2 separate regions of the Homo sapiens genome follow, and region 2 is linked to region 1. A link is a loop called in an ENCODE intact Hi-C map of the cell type or tissue named here. Cell type or tissue: heart left ventricle. All regions are shown on one strand. Links, peaks and the distances in the headings refer to the core of each region. The heading gives the core; the rest is flanking DNA. Region 1 has its middle 22 kb from the start of CDK14. Region 2 holds the start of PTTG1IP2 (PTTG1IP family member 2).

Region 1 (4,398 bases), core at 310-4,309:
TTGTTTTTTCATGCTGTTGATCATTTCCTTTGCTGTGCAGAAGCTTTTTAGTTTGATATAATCCCATTTGTTTATTTTCACTTTTGTTGCTTGTACTTTGGGGGTCATATCCAAAAAGTAATTGCCCAAACCAATGTCATGGAGCTAAGTCCCTATGTTTTCTTCTAGTAGTCTTATATTTTCAGGTCTTATGTTTAATCTTCAATCCATTTTGAGTTGATTTTTGTATATGGTATGAGATAAGGGTCTAATTTTTTTCTTCTGCAATAGATATCCAAATATCCTAAAATTATTTGTTGATGAGACCATCCTTTCCCCGTCCCATTCATTCTTCAACTCTTTATGATTATCTTTCTTTCCCCTACTAAAACTGCTCTTGTTACGGGCAACCTAAGACTTCCATGGGACAAAATGCAAGAGATCTTTCTGTCTTCATTTCACCGTGTTCTTGTTGTGCATATGATACAGTTGGCCACCCCCTCCTTTAAAGTGCTCTTCCCTTGACTTCCATGAGGCTATATTCTAGTTTTCCACCTACCCAACTGGCTATGCATTTTCAGTTTCCTTTCTAGCTCCTTTGCTTCTATTAGACTTCTAAATGTTGGAGATCTTCTGATTCCTTGCACTTCTTCTCTTCTTTTACCCTCTCCCTAGATGCTCTCAATTATTCCTGTGGCTTTAAATGCCATGTAATTGCTGATAATTCCCAAATATATATATATGTATCCAAACTAAACATCTCCTTTAAACTCCAGAATCTCTTATCCTTATAGTTGAATCTCGACTATATATCTCAAACTTAACATGTCTGTACATGAAATATTGATGTACTCTTCTCATACAAAAAAATATGAATAAGGCAAAGAAGAATAGAAGAGGAAGAGAAAGAAAGAAGAAAAAGAGGAAAAAAGGAAGGGTCAAAGACAAAATCACAAGTTTGGTTTAAAGATCTAATTGACTTTTATTTGTGATTCCAGAATCAGGCAATCCCTATAAAATAGAATTGGTATTCCGAGGAGCTGAGCAGAAGAGATTGACTTTATAGGCTGAATAAACGAAACTGAGAATAAAAAGTGGATTGGTCATTTCATAGTTACTTTCTTTGTAAAGGTTAAAGCAGAAGTGACTTCTTTATCATGCTAGCTAAAACTGGCCTGTTTGGGGATTTGGCTATTATCTCTCTTTCCCCTGATTTCTCTGAAGTTCAGATAAACAGATTAATTTCAGCATGGTGGCTTGGAACTTCAGCACGAGTAACTCCATTTGGTTTGGTCTGTTGGGCTTAGTGCAGGAGTTAAGTCCAAACCAATGGCCTCTTGTACATTTTATTTACAGAAAGAAGAAAGAAAGAAAGGAAGGGAGGGAGGAAATAATATATGTTTTTGCTCTAGGCAAAAAATCTAGGCACCCCTTAGTCAACTATATTTAATCCATCAGCATACTGTGTCTAGCCAACTCCAAAATATGTCTCAGACCCATTACCTTCTGCGTATATCCACTGGCACTGCTTTAGACCACTATCTCTTATCTGGGCTACTACAATGTTCTCCCAACTGACCTCCCTGTCTCTGCTCTGAAACCTGCCCAGCTCATTTTCAGAACAGCCAAAGGTATTTTTTGAAACCATAAATCAGTTCATGTCACTCTCCTATTTGATGGTTCAACAACTCCCCATTGCACTTGGAACAAAATCCAAACACCTGATCCCCACTTAAGGCATGGTTCAGCCTTGCCTAAAGGCTTCACCTTGTGCACCCCTAGCCTATACTCATCCCCACCCTGGGGACTTTGTATTTGCAGGATCTTTCAACCTGGAATGCTCTCCTGTCTCTAATCTCCTCCCCCATTTGAATGACAGTTTCCTTTTCGTCCTTTGGGCTTCAGTTTAAATGTCCTCTCATAGAGCCTTGCTGGGCTATCCCTTTTAAAGCAGCCCTGCCCAGTTATTTTCTCACAAGGCCTTGTTTGTTTCCTTTCTAGTATTTGCCACAATTCTCATTACATATTTTTGTACATTTGCTTTCTTGACTCTCAGCCCCTGACTATTCTTATCTTATTCTGGGTAAGAGGATTGACATACTGGCTGAGATAAGACACTGGTACTGTAGCCATGCCCCTCCTTTCTCTCTTCTCTTAAAAGTCAGCCTGTCTATGAAGTCTTCATTTGTTTATGCACCCTTATCATTAGTTTCCCAAGAACAGGCCTGTGCTGGCTCGGTGCTGCCTGTGGCTGGGTGAGAAAGTCCAGCTAGGTCTGAACTATTAGGAAGCTCGCCATGACTGCAGCAGCTCCATCAGAAGAATATTCACATTTTGATCTAGATCTCAGTGGCTTTGGAGATGAGGTAGAGAAAAGATGGGTGCTATGTATTGACCCCCATAAACACCAGTATCTTTCCTGACATGAATCAAGATCTAAGTCTATGGCTTTTCTTTTCTTTTTTCTTTTTAGGTCTGTGGCTTTTCATTGTTTTTAAGCAACGCTATGCTTTCTTCAAAACATGTGTCTGTGAATCCCAATATGTGCAGAAAAAAAAGAGTAAAAATAAATGCAGAGATATTCTGATTACAGTGAGTTACTATATTATTACTTTTTATATAATTTATCATTCTTTCTGCAAGTCACTGAAATCCCATTAAAACTGAAAAACAATAAGGAAATTTCATTGGTTCACATAACAGAATATTTGGGGACTTATCTGGATCAGATAGAGGTTGATTTGGTCAAATAACCATGACTGGCACGCAGTTTCTTTCTCTTTCTTGGTCCTGCCAAGAACTTTGAGAAGCTCAAGATTGAAAAAAAAAATTGTAGTAGAAACCAATAGCGTTGGGTCACTTATATAATGTAATTGGACTATTTGTAACTAAAAGGATAAATGCTTGAAGGGATGCATACCATTCTCTATGATATGCTTGTTTCACATTGCATGCCTATGTCAAAACATCTCAAGTATCCTATAAATATATACACCTACTATGTACCCACAAAAATTAAAAAAAAAAAAATTAAGACACTTTTGCCTTTATGGTTGCAAGATGGCTACCAGAGGCTCCTGGTGCTACATCTCCACACTCATGTCCAGCAGCAAAGAAAGCGTCTCTCTGCCAATAACGGATATATTTAAAGCATGTATGCTTTCTTTCTCCATAGAAGCATGAGCATAATCTCTTGGACTGGACTATTTGCTTAACTGAACCAATCAATTCCTATAGCCAGGAGTATGGGATATACTGATTGGCCTAGGTCAGCAATCAGGTCTTGTTCATGGAGCTGACATGGGCTCAATCATAAAAGCCAGATAATTGGGAATGAGCTGGGGGTACTCTTGCTGAGGGAAGCGAGGAACAGATGCTGAACAGAGGTAACCAGTCAATGTCTGTATACGTGTGGAAAGAGAAACCTGAATCCCCACATGCCTGATATACCATGTACAGCCCCTCCATACAGAATCAGCCTTTTGTAACTCTCCTCTCTATCTTCAAGAGTATTTGTGATCTTTCTTTCTTCCTTTACTCCTTATGGTCTTTCTTTTTCTTTCTTCTTCATCCTTTCTCTCCTTATTTCTTTCTCTTTTTATTTCTTTTTTAAAATTGAATTGGCCAGGATTATAAAACATCTGTGCACAAATGTTGCTGTCTTATTTATAGTGCCCTAAAGAAGCTTTATTTTTTATTGTATTTTATTTTATTTTATTTTATTTTATTTTATTTTATTTTACTTGATTTCTTGAGACAGGGTCTCACTCTGTTACCCAGGCTGGAGTGCAGTAGCATGATCATGGCTCACGGTAGCCTCGACCTCCTGGGCTCAAGTGATCATTCCTGCCTCAGCTTCCATCGTAGCTAGGACTACAGGCACACATCACCACACATGGCTAACTAAAGAAGCTTTTGAAAGAGTTGAAAGTTTAAGAAAATATGTGCTAAAAATGGGAGGAGAAAAAAAGCCATCCCACAGGACAATGTAGGAGATCAGCCTCAACATTTATCCACAGTGCCAAGGTGCTATAGCACCAAATGAGTGAAGTCTACAGATCAGCAGTCTTCAGGCAGAGGAGGGAAGGTATGTGGAGTTTTCCTAAGGGGTAAGTGGGCATGGATAGTTTCAAAGGAATAGGTTTTCTGATAAGCTTGTCCTGTGGTCATCATCGGGCTGTTCTCCTTTCCTATCTCCCCTGCCCAATCATCTTGCTTTTATCACTTGATAATATAGAAAGGCATACCTCACACTCATCCCAAGCCTACGAATGCATTGCCTCAGGTGCAAAAACCTCTAGAACACTCAAAAAAGGGGAAAAAATGATTGCAATGATGGGATAATTAATCCTGTTGCAAGTTAGATGGATTCTAATTCTCTGCTTTTCACCAAAGTGAAAGACTTCTAATCAAGTCCAC
Region 2 (4,398 bases), core at 181-4,180, 100 kb after region 1:
CTTGTAACGCAGGAACCTGAGTTTCCTTCAGAGAGTCAGGCCCTCTCTCTTCAGGTCCTCATTCCACCTATTTCTCTGCAGTAGCCATTTCCTCTTCTCATCTTCGGAATAAGAAAAAGAATGGATACCCCCTCAACTTGTTTCTCTCCAGATTTGGGAGAATTAATAAAAATTATTGGATTATAGTAACTCACTAGTTACCTCTAAGGGAGAGTGGCAACATTTGGAGTCTTGCCATGCTGTGCTATTCTGTTCTGATCTAGAATCTTCCAGTTCTTTCCTTAGTTGCCACTTATTTTTTGCACTATGCCCCTTTGTTGTCTGGTTACTTTTAGTGAAGAAAATTCTCTAGGTTTCAGTATATTTTTTAATCCAGTCATTAGATTCTAGAAGATTAACCCAAAGTTGCATCAAGTGCTTTCTATAATTTCTTGAGATATTGATTACTAAGCTCTCAAATGTAAATGAACATCAGAGATAGAAGTCCTGGGGATCAAAACAACCTGCTTAGGGGGAGGTCTCACTTGATGTGCAATCCTTCACAAAGTCCTGTCTGTTGCCTGTCACTTAGGGCACAATCTGGGACATAGATGAGGATCTCGTGAAGGCTTAGAAGCCCCTTTTCAGTTTTGGAAGTGAAAAGTATCATGATGTCTAAGAAACCATATCCTTGTTAGATGGGAAGATTAAATGCAAGCACTAAGGGGAACTGGCCTGAGACTAAGATGCAAGCATTCAGGAGAGGCCCTTGGCAGGCAAGGTGTTTCCTTAGAAACATGGGCTCCAGTTGGCCAGCCCTAGAAGTGAGCTAGCTAGCAACAGAAACTTCCATCTTTGGAGATTATCTTAGATGTGATTTTTGATTTATTTTATTTGTTTTCTTTCTTTTTTCTTTTTTTTTTTTTTTTTGTTCTTCATCAGCATTTTGATAAAGTCTTAAGACGTGAAAAATTTCCGGTATGAGTCCAGTTTGCTAGGGAACAAAAGGAAGAATTTGTTTTTATGTTTGGGCCTATGCTTTCAGGTGCTGTTTGTTGGGAGAAGGGGCCAGGATGGCACTGGAACACTATTTCTCTTAGAGTATGTATAGAGGTGACCAAGAGGTTAAAAAAGAGAAATCTGTGGGAAAGATGAAACCAAAGAAAACAAGCTAGCTCTTTTAATTCAGCGTCGCCCCAACCCTACCCCCTCGAAGGAGATTCTTATTTCAGTGCAACGCTGAGAACTGTGGATTTGGTTTTAGTAAGGAAGACTGATTTGCTTACAGATACTAACATTCTTTTCTACTCTGGAAACCAGACAGCAGTAATTATTCTGTCTCATTGTCTTTGTAAAAATGGCAATCTTGGCTTTACAGGGCACTTTCCAAGTAATTCAAATTCTGTCTCTTATTTTGTCTATACGGTTCCAATTTAGGATACTTAAAACCTTATTTCCAGGTTCATGAATTTAACTCAGCATGACTTTTAACATTTCAAAATTTTTTCAATTTGGAAGGAAATCGAGAGAGGCCTCCAAACTGAAGTAATTTTTTTATGAAAAAGAACAAATAAAGCATTTTATTAACTAAGACCTTAAAAAACTTAAGAAAGAGGAACTATGACCATTGAGTGGGTCTGATTAGAACAAAACCCAATGGCTTATTCACAACAAAAAGCTTATATGTCATAGGTCATGCAGAAAGTGATGGGGGAGAAACCATGCTTTTCCTCAAATTTAAAACTTTGAATCTACCTTTCATATTTCAGATAAACCAAATTAATCTGAGTCCAATTTAACTGAGTTTCACCAAAACCATCTAGAACCTTTAAAATGTCTTCCCACCAACACCAAATGACAACTTTTGAGATGAAAATTCCAGTGCACCAGGATGGCACCATTAAAAGGAAAAAAAACGCTGGAGCATGTGGGGCACCCACCTCAGGACTCCAGATCACTCACCCTCTTCATTCCCATCTCTTGGTTTCTGATTGTTCCTGGGGCTGTGGATAAAACCATTCTCTGAGAAGCTGATAAGCAATTGGATGAGAAAGAGGGAGAGGAAAACTGGCAGGAGGATCTGGCCCCATGCCCGCAGCCAGCACATCTCTCTTCAGACCTGGTGACCCCAGCCACTGGGAACCTGGCAGGCACCAGCTACAGTGTTGGACACTGAGACCCGCCCAGAGACTGTGACCTACCACAGCCCTGGGTGCTGAAGCTGCCACTTGCAAGCCCTGGATGCCAGCATAATCAGCAGAACCTTAGAATCCCTAATGTTCTAGCCAGAATGTAGAATGTTCATAGTGCAATCCTCGTCGGCACTGGGTCCAGCTTCCTGGGCCCTGAATACCATGTACAGTTGGTCCACTGGACTTGACTGAGGTCTATTTCTCCCAAATCAACACTTTTCCCTACTACATTGTTGTTTTTTGGAGAAAGACCTGGATTCTAATTCTCACTACTTGAATATGTGTACAGAAGTTGCACTCTTCCATGCTGCCTTTTCTCTGATGTAAATGAACCTACCACCCACTGCACTCCATGGGAGTGGTTGTGCGATCAATGAGTGGTAAGGCCGTGAAACTCACAGCTCTGTAAACCCTTGGTCTTGTCCTTGACTAGCCTGGTGATCCTATTGACGTGCTCTAATGCAGTTTCCTAAAGGTAGGTATGTTTTGGGTAGTACATAAATGTCTTTTATTTTCATAGTTATGAATTTATTTTAATGCGTATTGGAAAAATATAACCAGTAGTTACAATGATGTAATAGCAACGATATATGCTTTTAAAATAAATCTGTGCAAAAAGGACAATTTTCAGAAATATAAATAGTACACAACTTAAAGGATATGGCAAAAATTGGGGAGGTGGTTCCAGAATGACTGAAATTTGAGCAATCTTGCCCCAGTATGTGTGGTTGGGGAGGGGTAGAGGTGGGTGATGAAAACTTGTCCTTGACCAGGAATTATCTTGTTTTGTTTTTCAAAAACGATCAGGTGGGAAGATCGCTTGAGCCAAGAAGTTCGAGGCTGCAGTGAGCTATGATCGCATCAGTGCACTCCAGTCTGGGCAACAAAGCAAGACCTTTTCTCTAAAAAAATTATTTAAAAAAATTTAAAAAACAAATGTTGCAGTTTTCCCATAGTATTCCTGGCATATTGATCTAGACTGCATCCTGAGGACTATGGGTCTAGTATGGACAATAAAGATGGAGGAGGAGAAGATGTGCAGAGTTCCAGGCTAATTTTTCTTCACCCATTTGCAATGCAGAGGACAGACAGAGGGTTATTAGCTATAATATAAAAAGTGCTTTTATAAATTGACAAAAAAAAGGACAAAAGATAAACAATAGGAAAACGGACAAGAGATGTGGAGAATCCATGGACAGAAAAGCAAATCCAAGTAGCCAATGAATATATGAAAAAAATAGTTTAGAAACACTAGTACTAGGAACTAGGAAATTATAAATTAAAACTAATAATGTAAACATCAGGTAGGCAAGCATTTAAAAAGAAAACTAAGATATCATTGGTGAAGTTGTGGGGGAAAAGGTACTATTATACTTTTTGGAGGAACTGTAAATTGTTACAGTGTCTTTAGAAAGCAAACTTGTTGCTTTCTAAAGCAGCCATTAAAATGAAAAATACATATATTCTATGTTCATATTGTTTCTTGGAGACCTGCCCCTCATTGCCTCTCAGTTCTCATGGTATGGGTGGAGTTCCAACTCCTACTTTGGAAGTAGGACATGAAAACTACACCTGAGCAAAGCAGGTCATAAAACTTCCCTGGCCACCATGCCTGGCTCAGGAGTGGGGCACATGACCTAGGTTGGTCTAATCCAAGTCAATCTCAGAGCTTTTGCTAGGAATGCTAGGATAAAGATGCTTGTCTTCCTCTGGATTCAAATTTGGAAGGACTTAGTCTCTGTAGCTGCTAAAAGCCATCATAAGTCTATGTGGGAGATGGGCACGTTGGCTCATGCCTATAATCCTAGTACTTTGGGAAGCTGAGGCAGGCAGATTGCTTGACTCCAGGAGTTCAAGACCAGCCTGGGCAACATTGTGAAACCCTGTCTCTACAAAAAACAAAACAAAACAAAACAAAACACAAAAAATTAACCAGCATGGTAGTGTGCACCAGCTACTCAGGAGGCTGAGGTGCAAGGATCACTTGAGCCCAGGAGGCAGAAGTTGCAGTGAACGGAGATTGCACCACTACACCCCAGCCTGGGTGACAGAACAAGACCCTGTCTCAAAATAATAATAATAAAAGAAAAAAAGACTATGTTGAATATGGCCATTAAAATGCCCATATCAAATTAAAATTGACTGATGGACTCAGCTGCTGTCCCTCAGATGTATCCACCATATTCATCTCAAGGCCATGCTTCCTACAAGCTACTCTCAGGCAAGA

The links. Peaks named below come from ENCODE experiments on the same cell type or tissue, not always from the same donor. Only the 100,000 strongest peaks of a DNase experiment are listed, where the experiment ranks them.
Region 2: it touches region 1 in a loop (8-fold over the local background); 1 of 110 quality-filtered maps calls a loop at or near these places.

Annotation. Positions count from the first base shown.
Region 1 is chr7:90,572,124-90,576,521 of GRCh38, reverse strand. No RefSeq gene overlaps it. Among named protein-coding and RNA genes, the nearest start is that of CDK14, 22 kb to the left of the region's middle. In heart left ventricle, for the core only: no CTCF peak of the experiment used is centred there; a DNase peak (open chromatin) is centred at 2,228; H3K27ac peaks cover 1,201 bases.
Region 2 is chr7:90,467,475-90,471,872 of GRCh38, reverse strand. PTTG1IP2 (PTTG1IP family member 2) reads right to left here and starts at 2,234. Exons shown (of 7, transcript NM_001365443.2): 1 at 1,942-2,234. The coding sequence starts at 2,086. In heart left ventricle, for the core only: no CTCF peak of the experiment used is centred there; a DNase peak (open chromatin) is centred at 2,142.